Linked DNA regions of Mus musculus: region 2 is linked to region 1. The links are chromatin loops, found by intact Hi-C in ENCODE. Cell type or tissue: gastrocnemius. All regions are shown on one strand. Links, peaks and the distances in the headings refer to the core of each region. The heading gives the core; the rest is flanking DNA.

What was found. Peaks named below come from ENCODE experiments on the same cell type or tissue, not always from the same donor. Only the 100,000 strongest peaks of a DNase experiment are listed, where the experiment ranks them.
Region 2: it touches region 1 in a loop (2.6-fold over the local background); 1 of 42 quality-filtered maps calls a loop at or near these places.

The regions. Positions count from the first base shown.
Region 1 is chr12:8,500,454-8,505,833 of GRCm38, reverse strand. No RefSeq gene overlaps it. Among named protein-coding and RNA genes, the nearest start is that of Rhob, 3.1 kb to the right of the region's middle. In gastrocnemius, for the core only: a CTCF peak has its summit at 3,040 (motif pointing right); DNase peaks (open chromatin) are centred at 3,109 and 4,453; H3K4me3 peaks cover 1,366 bases; H3K27ac peaks cover 1,986 bases.
Region 2 is chr12:8,217,045-8,222,424 of GRCm38, reverse strand. It overlaps Ldah (lipid droplet associated hydrolase), which reads right to left. Exons shown (of 7, transcript NM_001364261.1): 2 at 1,670-1,825. The coding sequence starts at 1,823. Among named protein-coding and RNA genes, the nearest start is that of Gm33037, 12 kb to the right of the region's middle. In gastrocnemius, for the core only: no CTCF peak of the experiment used is centred there; a DNase peak (open chromatin) is centred at 2,293.

The sequences.
Region 1 (5,380 bases), core at 77-5,076:
GGCCAAATTAAAGCAAACTCTACAGGTAAAAACAGGAGGATTCCAGACATGCTGTGACTGCCTGAGTTGGTGTCTTTAGAAACCAGGACACCACTGAATCAAACTATCATATTAAAAATGTAAAAGTTGGGTGGGGGAGGCTGGAGAGATGGCTCAGTGGTTAAGAGCACTGACTGCTCTGCCAGAGGTCCTGAGTTCAATTCCCAGCAACCACAAGGTTGCTCACAGCTATCTGTAATGAAAATCAATGCTCTCTTCTGATGTATCTGAAAATCTTTTTTTTAATGTAAAAAAGTAAAAGTAATTTATATACTGTGTCCAAATATATTTAACATTAAATTTGAATTATTTAAGAGTAGCTCCACTCTGTCCTGGGTAGTTGCCCCTTTGATATGTGACTTATGCAACAGTGGTTAACGAGCTCTGATACCACTGTGCACTGCATAGTCATGGCACATCTCCATTTGATTACTAAGTTTTTGTTGAAAATAAAATCTGTTTTTTAGATTTCACAAAATTTCCAGTAGAAAAATAGACTCACCTCCCAGTGTTTTACAAACAGTCCACGTGGCAGGACCGCTTTCCTGTTCACGTTCTCTTTTCAACTAACTTTGACTTTCTTTAAAGAACAAATAGCAAACTGAAAAAACAAAACACAAAAAAGTTTTAAAACTTTTTTTTTGGTTCACTTAATTTTTTAGGTTTTTTGCCTGCATGTGTGTCTGTGTGAAAATATTGGATCCCCTGAGACTGGTATTGCTGACAGTTGTGAGGTGTTACGTGGGTGCTGGGGGTTGGACCCTGGTCTTTTGGATGAGCAGCCAGTTTTCTTAACCACAGAGCCATCTCTCCTGCCCTTAAATAAAAAGGCATTACTTATCTACTCTTGTGTGTATGTGTGTGTGTGCGTGCGTGCGTGCGTGTGCGTGTGTGCACCACTGGCTGTCATAAGACCACTTTAGGGAGCTATCTCTCCCCTTTCATCATGTGGATCCCAGGAATTAAACATGGTTCGTACTTTTGGCCACTGAGCCATCCCATGGCCACCTGCTAAGCCTTTACAGAAAGAGTTCCGTGTCCCAGGCCATGAAGTTGCTCTGTGGCCAAGAATGACCTCAACAATGGCGACCGGTCTGCTCTCTGCTCTCTGCTCTCACTGCCCTCCCCAGTCCTAGAATTACACATGTGCACCACCATGTCCAGTTTACTTGGTTCTGGGGCTCAAACTCAGGGCTTCTGGCGAGCTAGGCAAGCACTCTACCAACTGTGTATATACCTCTGACCTTCTAACACCTGTCTTAAATATTTTAGTTAAAATTAAACACCAGAAATTTAATTCCTTCATGGTATGAGGAACAGACACTCCAAGTACCTATAGCCACCCGTGGTTGGAGGCTGCAGCACAGCTTTGGAGCAGCCCACAGCCCTTTAGCTCTTTCCTCAGATTCTGGGTTAGGCAGGGAGAGAGGTCAGACCAAAAGGCCATTGTCCAAGTTCCCAGGTTTAATAGTCTAACTGTGTTGATTCTCTGAGGAGTTCACTAATCTCTTTTGAAACCCCCAAGTCAAACTAGGTCTCAAGTAAAGAGACAGAGAAGCTGGAGGGCAACACACACACACACACACACACACACACACACACACACACACACACACACACACGTGCGCGCGCACGCACACTAAATGTAAAAAAAAAATCACAAAGAATCTTCTTGTGAAGTGTTTTTTAGAGTTTTATATCTTGTAACCAATTTTCTTTCTATCTTTCTTTCTTTCTTCCTTCCTTTCTTATTTATTTATTTATTTGTATTTATTTCATTTACATTTCCAATGCTATCCCAAAAGTCCCCACAGGCACCCCCCCCACTCCCCCACCCACCCACTCCTTGGCCCTGGCATTCCCCTGTACTGAGTCATATAAAGTTTGCAATGGACCTCTCTTTCCACTGATGGCCGACTAGGCCATCTTCTGATTCATATTCAGCTAGACACACGAGCTCCAGGGGGGTACTGGTTAGTTCATATTGTTGTTCCACCTATAGGGTTGCAGTTCCCTTTAGCTCCTTGGATACTTTCTCTAGCTCCTCCATTGGGGGCCCTGTGGTCCATTCAATAGCTGACTGTGAGCATCCACTTCTGTGTTTGCTAGGCCCGGCATAGTCTCACAAAAGACAGCTATATCTGGGTTCTTTCAGCAAAATCTTGATAGTGTCTGCAATGGTGTTAGTGTTTGGAAGCTGATTATGGGATGGATCCCCGGATATGGTAGTCTCTAGATGGTCCATCCTTTTGTCTCAGCTCCAAACTTTGTCTCTGTAACTCCTTCCATGGGTGTTTTGTTCCCAATTCTAAGAAGGGGCAAAGTGTCCACACTTTGGTCTTCGTTCTTCTTGAGTTTCATGCGTATAGCAAATTGTATCTTATATCTTGGGTATTCTAAGTTTCTGGGCTAATATCCACTTATCAGTGAGTACATATTGTGTGAGTTCTTTTGTGATTGGGTTACCTCACTCAGGATGATGCCCTCCAGGTCCATCCATTTGGCTAGGAATTTCATAAATTCATTCTTTTTTTTTTAAAGGTTTATTTATTGATTATATGTAAGTACATTGTAGCTGTCTTCAGACACTCCAGAAGAGGGAGTCAGATCTCGTTACGGATGGTTGTGAGCCACCATGTGGTTGCTGGGATTTGAACTCCGGACCTTTGGAAGAGCAGTCGGGTGCTCTTACCCACTGAGCCATCTCACCAGCCCCAAATTCATTCTTTTTAATAGCTGAGTAGTACTCCATTGTGTAAATGTACCACATTTTCTGTATCCATTCCTCTGTTGAGGGGCATCTGGGTTCTTTCCAGCTTCTGGCTATTATAAATAAGGCTGCTATGAACATAGTGGAGCATGTGTCCTTCTTACCGGTTGGTTGAAACATCTTCTGGATATATGCCCAGGAGAGGTATTGCTGTAACCGATTGTAAAATAAAAATATTCACAAATGCCAATTTCAAGTGCTTTTTTCATATTTTTTAAAAGAAAAAAGTTATGAATACTGCCACAAGGTGGCGCTAAAATCTAGTGAAAAATTCCAGTGTCTGGTCTGATCTAGTAGGGTGTGATTTACAGCCGCCCCTGGGGGAGGGAGGTGCAGTAACAACAACAAAACCCACAAAACAAACAAAGGGCAGATAAATTAGGTTGCAGACTAGAAATAGATCGGTTTGAAAGGTAAGTATGACTTTGTTCTCCTTCATACACTGAATTTTTTTTTTTTTTTTTTTGGTTTTTCGAGACAGGGTTTCTCTGTATAGTCTTGGCTGTCCTGGAACTCACTCTGTAGACCAGGCTGGCTTTGAACTCAGAAATCCACCTGTCTCTGCCTCCCAAGTGCTGGGATTAAAGGCGTGCGCCACCACCGCCCGGCTTCATGCACTGAATGTTAATAACTCTTGGAGAATTAAATCTAGTCATTGCCTTGCAGTGACAGTGCACTTTGAAGGGTGTGGGGCCTGACAAGGGGATACTATAAAACTCATCAGCAAGTTTGGAAAAGTTAATGCTATAAGCAGTGAGCTAGGTCTTTGAGGCCGCCAGTCCTGTTTTGAGAGAACGCCGTTTCGATTCTTCTCCTTCTTTACTTCGGCATAACTTGCCCACTTTGTATTTTTAGCAATTACTTCGATATAGAGATTTGAGCTTGGAACACCCCGTATGATACGTCTGGAAATCAGGAAGCCGGTGGCCGTAATCCTGCTTCCTGGTTCTTTGTATTTAAGTCTTTGAAAGAAGCACACGGGACAAAGCTCTGGTTTATATTTTCTTAATATTTAAAGCTGAAGGACATAGCCAAGATTCCCAAGCTATATTAAGACCACGGAGAGCAGAGCTAATAACACAGCAATCAAAAGGTTTAACTACGAGGAGAAAAATATGTGTAGATAAGATTTTTCCCCTAAAAGGCATGTGTGGGGTGTGTGTGTGCGTGTGTGTGTGTGTGTGTGTGTGTGTGTGCAAAGTGACTTCCTCAACCAATGACAAACCAAACCATGTGACAGTTCCTTAGGTCTGAAAAACTAAAGCAGAGAAAAACAGAGACTGGGCCCTGCAGTGGGGATAATCCAGAATGCAGGGAACACAGCTCTCCCCCACTGATGGAACACTATGGCTTGATCATATCTGTCCAGATACACAGAAACTGTAACATGGGGATTATATGTGAAAACATTGGCTGCTTGTGTTTGGTCTGATTATAGCAGGATCTGATGTTAAGAACTAAAAAGTTCCACTTTTGAAAAACTGGGTTAGCTCCCAAAGTCATTTACCCCTCCCCGTTGTTTTCTCTCTCTGTCTCATTTGGTTGCCCAGACTGCCTAGACTTGGAAGGCCAACCCCTGTGCGTCCTGTGTGGCTGGGTCTACAGGTGGGCAGGCCTACCACTGCACGGACCATTTTTACTGCTTCTTTAGGGCCCAGCATAGTGCTAGGTCTTCATGATGCTCAGGTGGGAGGAAATCCTGGCCCTCGGACAACTCACAGTCCAGAGAGAGAGACAAAGAAATGGGTCATAAGGTCATCATGACATGGTCACTGAGAAAGCTTTCTCTTAGCTGGTACCCCTAGCCTAGCCCTCCATGAGGACCCCACGCAGCAATGTTAAGCCATTTCCCCACTTTCTTTCCTCCTTTTTCTTTGTTCAGTTTCTCTTGGGGGCGGGGTAAGGCCCTCTTTGACGCCCTTTGCAGCTTTCTGTCTTTCCTATTTCTTACAGTGGACTGGCTTAAATCCTTTAAGATAGGAAGAGGTGTCATCTCCTGCAGGAAGTGGTAATTCACGAGTTAAGACCTGGTGTGTATGAAGAAACTCCATCCTCTGTACAGAAACCGTGTGCCCACCGGCAAGTTCCCTGCGAGGCCGCATGCCTGCTTTCCCAGCTTGAAGCTTTTCATCTGCTCCATGAGAGTTGTTGGGATAGATGGGTTTCCTTGCACAGTGTACTTCAAGCAGTTCTCTGGCTTTAGGGCGAGAATCAGATGTAATGTGGTAGGACTGGGTGAAGGTTGCCTGCCCAAGCTGGGTGCTTTCTTTTTCAGCGGAGTGCCCTGCACCTCGCTTTCCTTTGTCCTACAGCTGTGTGTCTCCTAGATTCCTCCCCTTATCTTCTTCACCCGGAGACCTAAGTGTGGGCCTTGAAGAGAAAGCCGAGAGGGGACTCACCCAGGCCCACACAATTTACTGTTAGCCTTTCTCAGTGAAAAGGCTGCCCTGGGTAAGTGTCAGAATTCGGCCCAGAGCACACGAGGGGTTAGTTATCTAAACAAAGTTAAGAAAGAACGAAACCCTTGGCTAGGTAACAAAACCGTGCACCGGTGTCTGTTTAAGTGAAAAC
Region 2 (5,380 bases), core at 155-5,154, 280 kb after region 1:
CCGAGTTCAAATCTCAGCAACCGAATGGTGGCTCACAACCATCCATAATTTGAAATCTGATGCCCTCTTCTGGTGTGTCTGAAGACAGCTATAGTGAACTTACATATAATAATAAATAAATCTTAAAAAAAGAGAGATGCTGAGTCCAAGACAGTGTCTTTTTCTCCTTCCATACGTTACACACACTCAGACCACCATGCCACACCCCCAACCTTACACAACTCTTGGATAGGCTGCACTATTTGCAAGATTGCTCCTCTGCACGTCTCAGGAAATAACCGAAGCACTTCACCAACAGTGAGAGAATATCAAGAGTGCAGTGTGAGCTCTAGGAAAGGGATCTAACCTGACACAGAGTAATGAGAAATGTTGACCAATACCTAGCACACGCTGGTCAGCACAAACTGGACTTAGATATTAAGGGAGGGAAAGAAGTTAGGAGTGGATGGGGAGGTGAGAGAGATCTGGGAGGAGAATATGATCAAAACACATTATATAAAATTCTCAAAGAACTAATAAAACTATCATGTTTTAAAAGATAGTGTTTGACTTAAACCTTGCGTTTGAGTCCTGGGACCCATGTGGTGAAAGGAAAGAACTGATTCTTCCATGTTGTCTTCCAACCTCCACGTTAGCAGCATGTACTGACCCCGCCCACCCCAATATACCACAAGAATAAAAGGACGTGTGAACTAATGCCAGGAGCATATAGCATAAGTGTTTCTGAGGATCTGTCAGAACAAAGCTAATTTTAAAGATCAGTTTAATGAGGTTTCTTTCTTCTCTCAATAAGATAACACTATGAAGGCAAACGAAGAAACTGAAAAAAGTACCTTGGATAAGAAAATAGCGAGCAAGGACGAGGCCTAGATGTGAAGGCATTCTATGAACAGGGAAATACACTGAGCTAACTGCAAGGAGGCAGAGGACACAGACAGACTCAGCTGCAGAACAATCTGTTTTATGTAGAAACATCCCTGAAGACCAGGAGGGCAACAACAGCCTTACTGATCCCATGAATGGAACTTAAGGAACCACCCAACTCGAAAGCAAAGAGAACACAGGGCTTCCAGCTCAAAAGATTATCAGCAAAAAAAAGCATGCAAAAGGGCAGGGCTGTCTGTATAATCTTAGAGGAAAAGACAATTTGATCAGTTTCATGATGATGAAAATAGCTGTACAGCCACATAAATATGGAAAATAAGGTAAAATACAGCTCAAAGGGGTCTTGCCACGGTGACAGGAAGAACACAAGGCCAAAGCTTCATGCTTGCAACCAACCAGACATCTCTGACCGTGACAGAGCAAAGTCATAGACAACCCAGATGAAAATCCGAGAACAACAACTCCACCTAAGGGCATAAGCATCTTTAAAAAGGTGGAAAGAAGTTATTTAAAGCTTTAGCTTCTATAAAGCTGTAAATATTAAAAAAAAAAAAACATTTACAAGGCAAATTACAAAACTATGTATGTGGTACCAACCATAAGACAAGGTTTCTCTATACAATAACTAATATAGAAGATACAAATGTAAAGAAAACTAAAAACACACACCCAGAGTAGTAACCGTGACCATCATTCGTAGTGGTAATTTTATTTGTGATTCTCCAGTTTACCGGCAGTCACTCTGGAACCAGAGGTTTTGAGAACCTGTGACTTTTCGACTTACCGGGAATGATGAAGATAAGCTGTTTTGGCTTGCTGACGTCTTGTTTCTCAAAGAGGTTAGTCCAGGGCCCACATTTTATGATCTTGGTTTCAACTCCACCACAGAGAAAGAACTCCTCACGCACAGGGATTTGTTCCTCGACTTCTGAGGCCATCTCTAAATAAAAGGTGGAAAGGGTGAGAAACAAAGTACAGAGCCAGCAGCTGGCAGGTGTGGTGCTGCACAGCTGCAGTCTCAGCACTCGAAGACATGAGTTCAAGGTTAGCTTCCTCAGCTACATACGGTTTGAGGCTAGTGTGGATTACAGGAGACCCTTTCTCAAACCTCCCATCCCCACAAAAGGCAGTAAAACAGAAAACCATGAGCCAAAGACAGTATTGGAGAATAAAAAGGGGGGAAGCTTAAAAAACCACGTAGAAGAAAATGCCACAGGGCATGTGTCAAAGATACAGGACTATTCGGCTATCTACATTAAAGGACTGAAAGACAAATAAGGGGATTCCCACAAAACAGGCAGTCACATGGTCAGAAAGGAGCAGAAATCAGAGCCAGATCAGCATGCTCCCCTCTCTGTCTCCAGTTGGGAGTGACAGTTCCCTTGGATGACATCCACCTCCCTAGTCTGCAGGTCTCTGATGGCCCGGTGCCTCACCTGACACAGGCCCTTTACCTCCACCTGGCCAAGGTTGGTGAAAGGCTCAGCTCTCCCAGGATGGAAGGCCACTGAGCTCAGTCTAGTCATCTTCTTCTTTAAAACTTCTGTAAGCACACTGTTTTGTGTCACGGAAACACTACGTCACTGAATTATGAAAGAGGTAGGCAGACAATGCCTAGGACATGAGGCAGCAGGCATAAATAATTCTCTAGATAACTTCATACAGACAAACTGGTGATCCTGAACTCTATGTAATCCCTCCAGTGCCTTCTTTGTTCCATCTGCGGGCACTGAGTCTTTTTAAAAATTATTATTTTTACTTATTCACTTTACATCCTGGGCACTGCCCCCCTCCTGGTCACCCCTCCCACTCCCTCCCTCTCCCTCTTCTCTGAGCTGGTCATCCCCCCACCCCCACCCCTGGCCCATCAAGTTTCCACGAGGCTAGGTGCATCCTCTCCCACTGAGGCCAGACAAGGCTATCCCTGAGGCCATCTCTGTCTCGCTTGCAGACAGCAGGGCACTGTCTTAACATTTCAAAACTCTATCTTCTAACCTAGTGGCTCTCAACCTTCCTAATGCTGCGACCTCACGCTGTGGGGACCCCAACCATAACATTATCTCGATGCTACTTCATAACTGTCATTTTGCTCCTGTTGTGAATCGTAATGTAAATATCTGATATGCTGCCCCTGTGGAAGACTGGGAATCACTGTTCTAGGCCCTCCACACCAACCTGCCCCTCAATCTAACCTGTCCTTCCCATAGTGCCACAGCTCTTCTGTCCCTTCACTCTGCTCACAATTCTGTCCCTCAGTTACTTCGGGAATGCTTTCCCTTCCGCTGTCAATGACCAACTGACTGCCTCCCACCCCCCAGGTCTAGCCCCACTCTCATCCTGGCATTCACAGCTCCGACCCAGGCTTCTAAAATGCTTTTCTTTTGTGAGGGGAGGCCAAGGTGAGCTCTTGGAGGAGCAGATTGGAGAGTTTCAATGGTGGCTTCCTTGCAGGCTCTGCCAGCGTGTGCTTCTCCCCCTGTGCTGTTAGCTGTGAAATCCCCCAACTGCGGCTGCTTTCCAACTGGAGGAAACTTTGTCAGCAAAAGATCCATAGCAATCTCTGGAGCTTTTCCACTGGTGGAACTAAGAAGAACTCCTGGAATGGAGTGACTGGAGGGCAAGGATGCTGCTAAGCATCGAGGCCCCACAATAAAGTTTCAAAAGGTAAAGGATGCCCAGAGTGGAAAACACTGCTCCAGGTTGCTGCAGAGGGAGATCTCTTCAATTTCCAATTCCACTGACACTTAATGTGTGCTCTAATTTCCTCTGAACTTACCTATGGGACTCAATTCACCTGTATGAGGAGACCCCTACACATACCACATCTCTGGGCCTCAGACCTGCAGCAGTGTCCCGCCTCCCTCTGTGCACCCTCCTCCCAGTCTTGGTTCACAGTGACTGGACACTAGCTTTGGCCTGTGCAAACCAGCACACCTCTCTGTCACGTACTAGGGCTGCAAGCATACCACCAATGAGCTCTGAACTTCAAGTCTATCCTTCTTTACATAGTTTTCTCCAGGTCTAGGGTAATCGCTTTAGAGTCCCTTTTACATAGTAATGTTGTGGCTTTTCTCCTACCGGAGCTTAATGGATCTTTGTGTTACACTCACCATTTGTGAATAACACAACGTGTGGCTTCTGTCTCCTGATTGAATTAGGACTCACATATCCCTCCCGAGATGCCGTAGTGTCCTCTGTCAATCTTTCCTACCTTAGACTCAGCTCAATTGTGCTTCCCACATGAAGCCTGTCAGTATCTTGCTTCATATTACCTGTTGTCATCTTTTAAAAAAAGTGTTTGGTGGTATGTGTTTGGTGTATATATACTTGCATGAAGAAGTCAGAAGGGGACACCTAATGCTTGCCCGTATAGCCTTTTTGCCTTATTTCCTTGAGAAAGTCTGTCAAGGAGCATGAAGCTCTTTCTTTGGCTAGGCTCGCCAGTCAAGAAGCTCCAGAGAGCCTCCTGTCTCTATCCCCTTATGTACTCTGTGCTCAGAGCACAGGCACTCTGGTCACACCTGACTTTTATGTGGGTGCTGGGGATTTGAACCCAGACCTTCATCCTTGTATAGTAGGCATTCTCATTTCCCAGTGAACAGTCATTTTCTCAAGTGGACACTGGTTAGGTAGTCAGCTAAGCTTAAAACTTAGTGTAAACACACTCAATGTCTTTCCCCAGACCAACCATCTTAATTAAATCAAGGCAAATGCAATGCCAGTTAGGATGCAGTGTAATGGAAAATTCCACACATCTGAAAGCCATCTGACAGCTTGGGCCAATATCTATAAAAAACAATCACTTTGCCTCAGCTTGAAGAATTGATCCTAAAACAAACAAAAATTACAAAAATATTTCTGTAAGACTGATATAAAAATGTGGTTTACAATAGCCAAAGTGCCAAGGAACCCAAGCGGTCATTCGTGGAGTTAAGCAAACTGTGATAAAGCGGTCTACAGACAGTCCATTGTACAATGTCTGGTATTTGAGAATGATAAGCTACAGTTTCTTCGGTATCCATCGAGGCAGCCTTGCTAATTGCCTTTAAGTTCTCCTTTCTCCTACATTTCTATCTCACTGCTCTAGTCTTAGGATCTGCTGTCCCTTATTTCCATTGTTTAGGTCTATGTTACTTTACTATCATTTCTGTGAATTTAGGTAGGAAGAAGAAATGAACACAAATATTCAAAATTTCATGTTTAATCAAAAGTCTTAATTGGTTTTTCTTCTGAAAACCATTCCTGATACCGAATGTGTTGACTAAGCGTCAGTCACCTTTTTACACAGACTTATTTTAGTTCACCAGTAAATGCCACTCTAGCCTCGTCTCAGGAACTACCATAGCACAGGAACTGTGTTTGTGAAGGTTTTCTGATATTTACAATGCGTCAGAAACAAAATTAGATGAGGCTTTACACAAAATGTTAACTTTGGACCTGGATCTCGAAGCCACTGGCCACACTTCAACATTTCAGCAGTGGGGAAACGAACAGG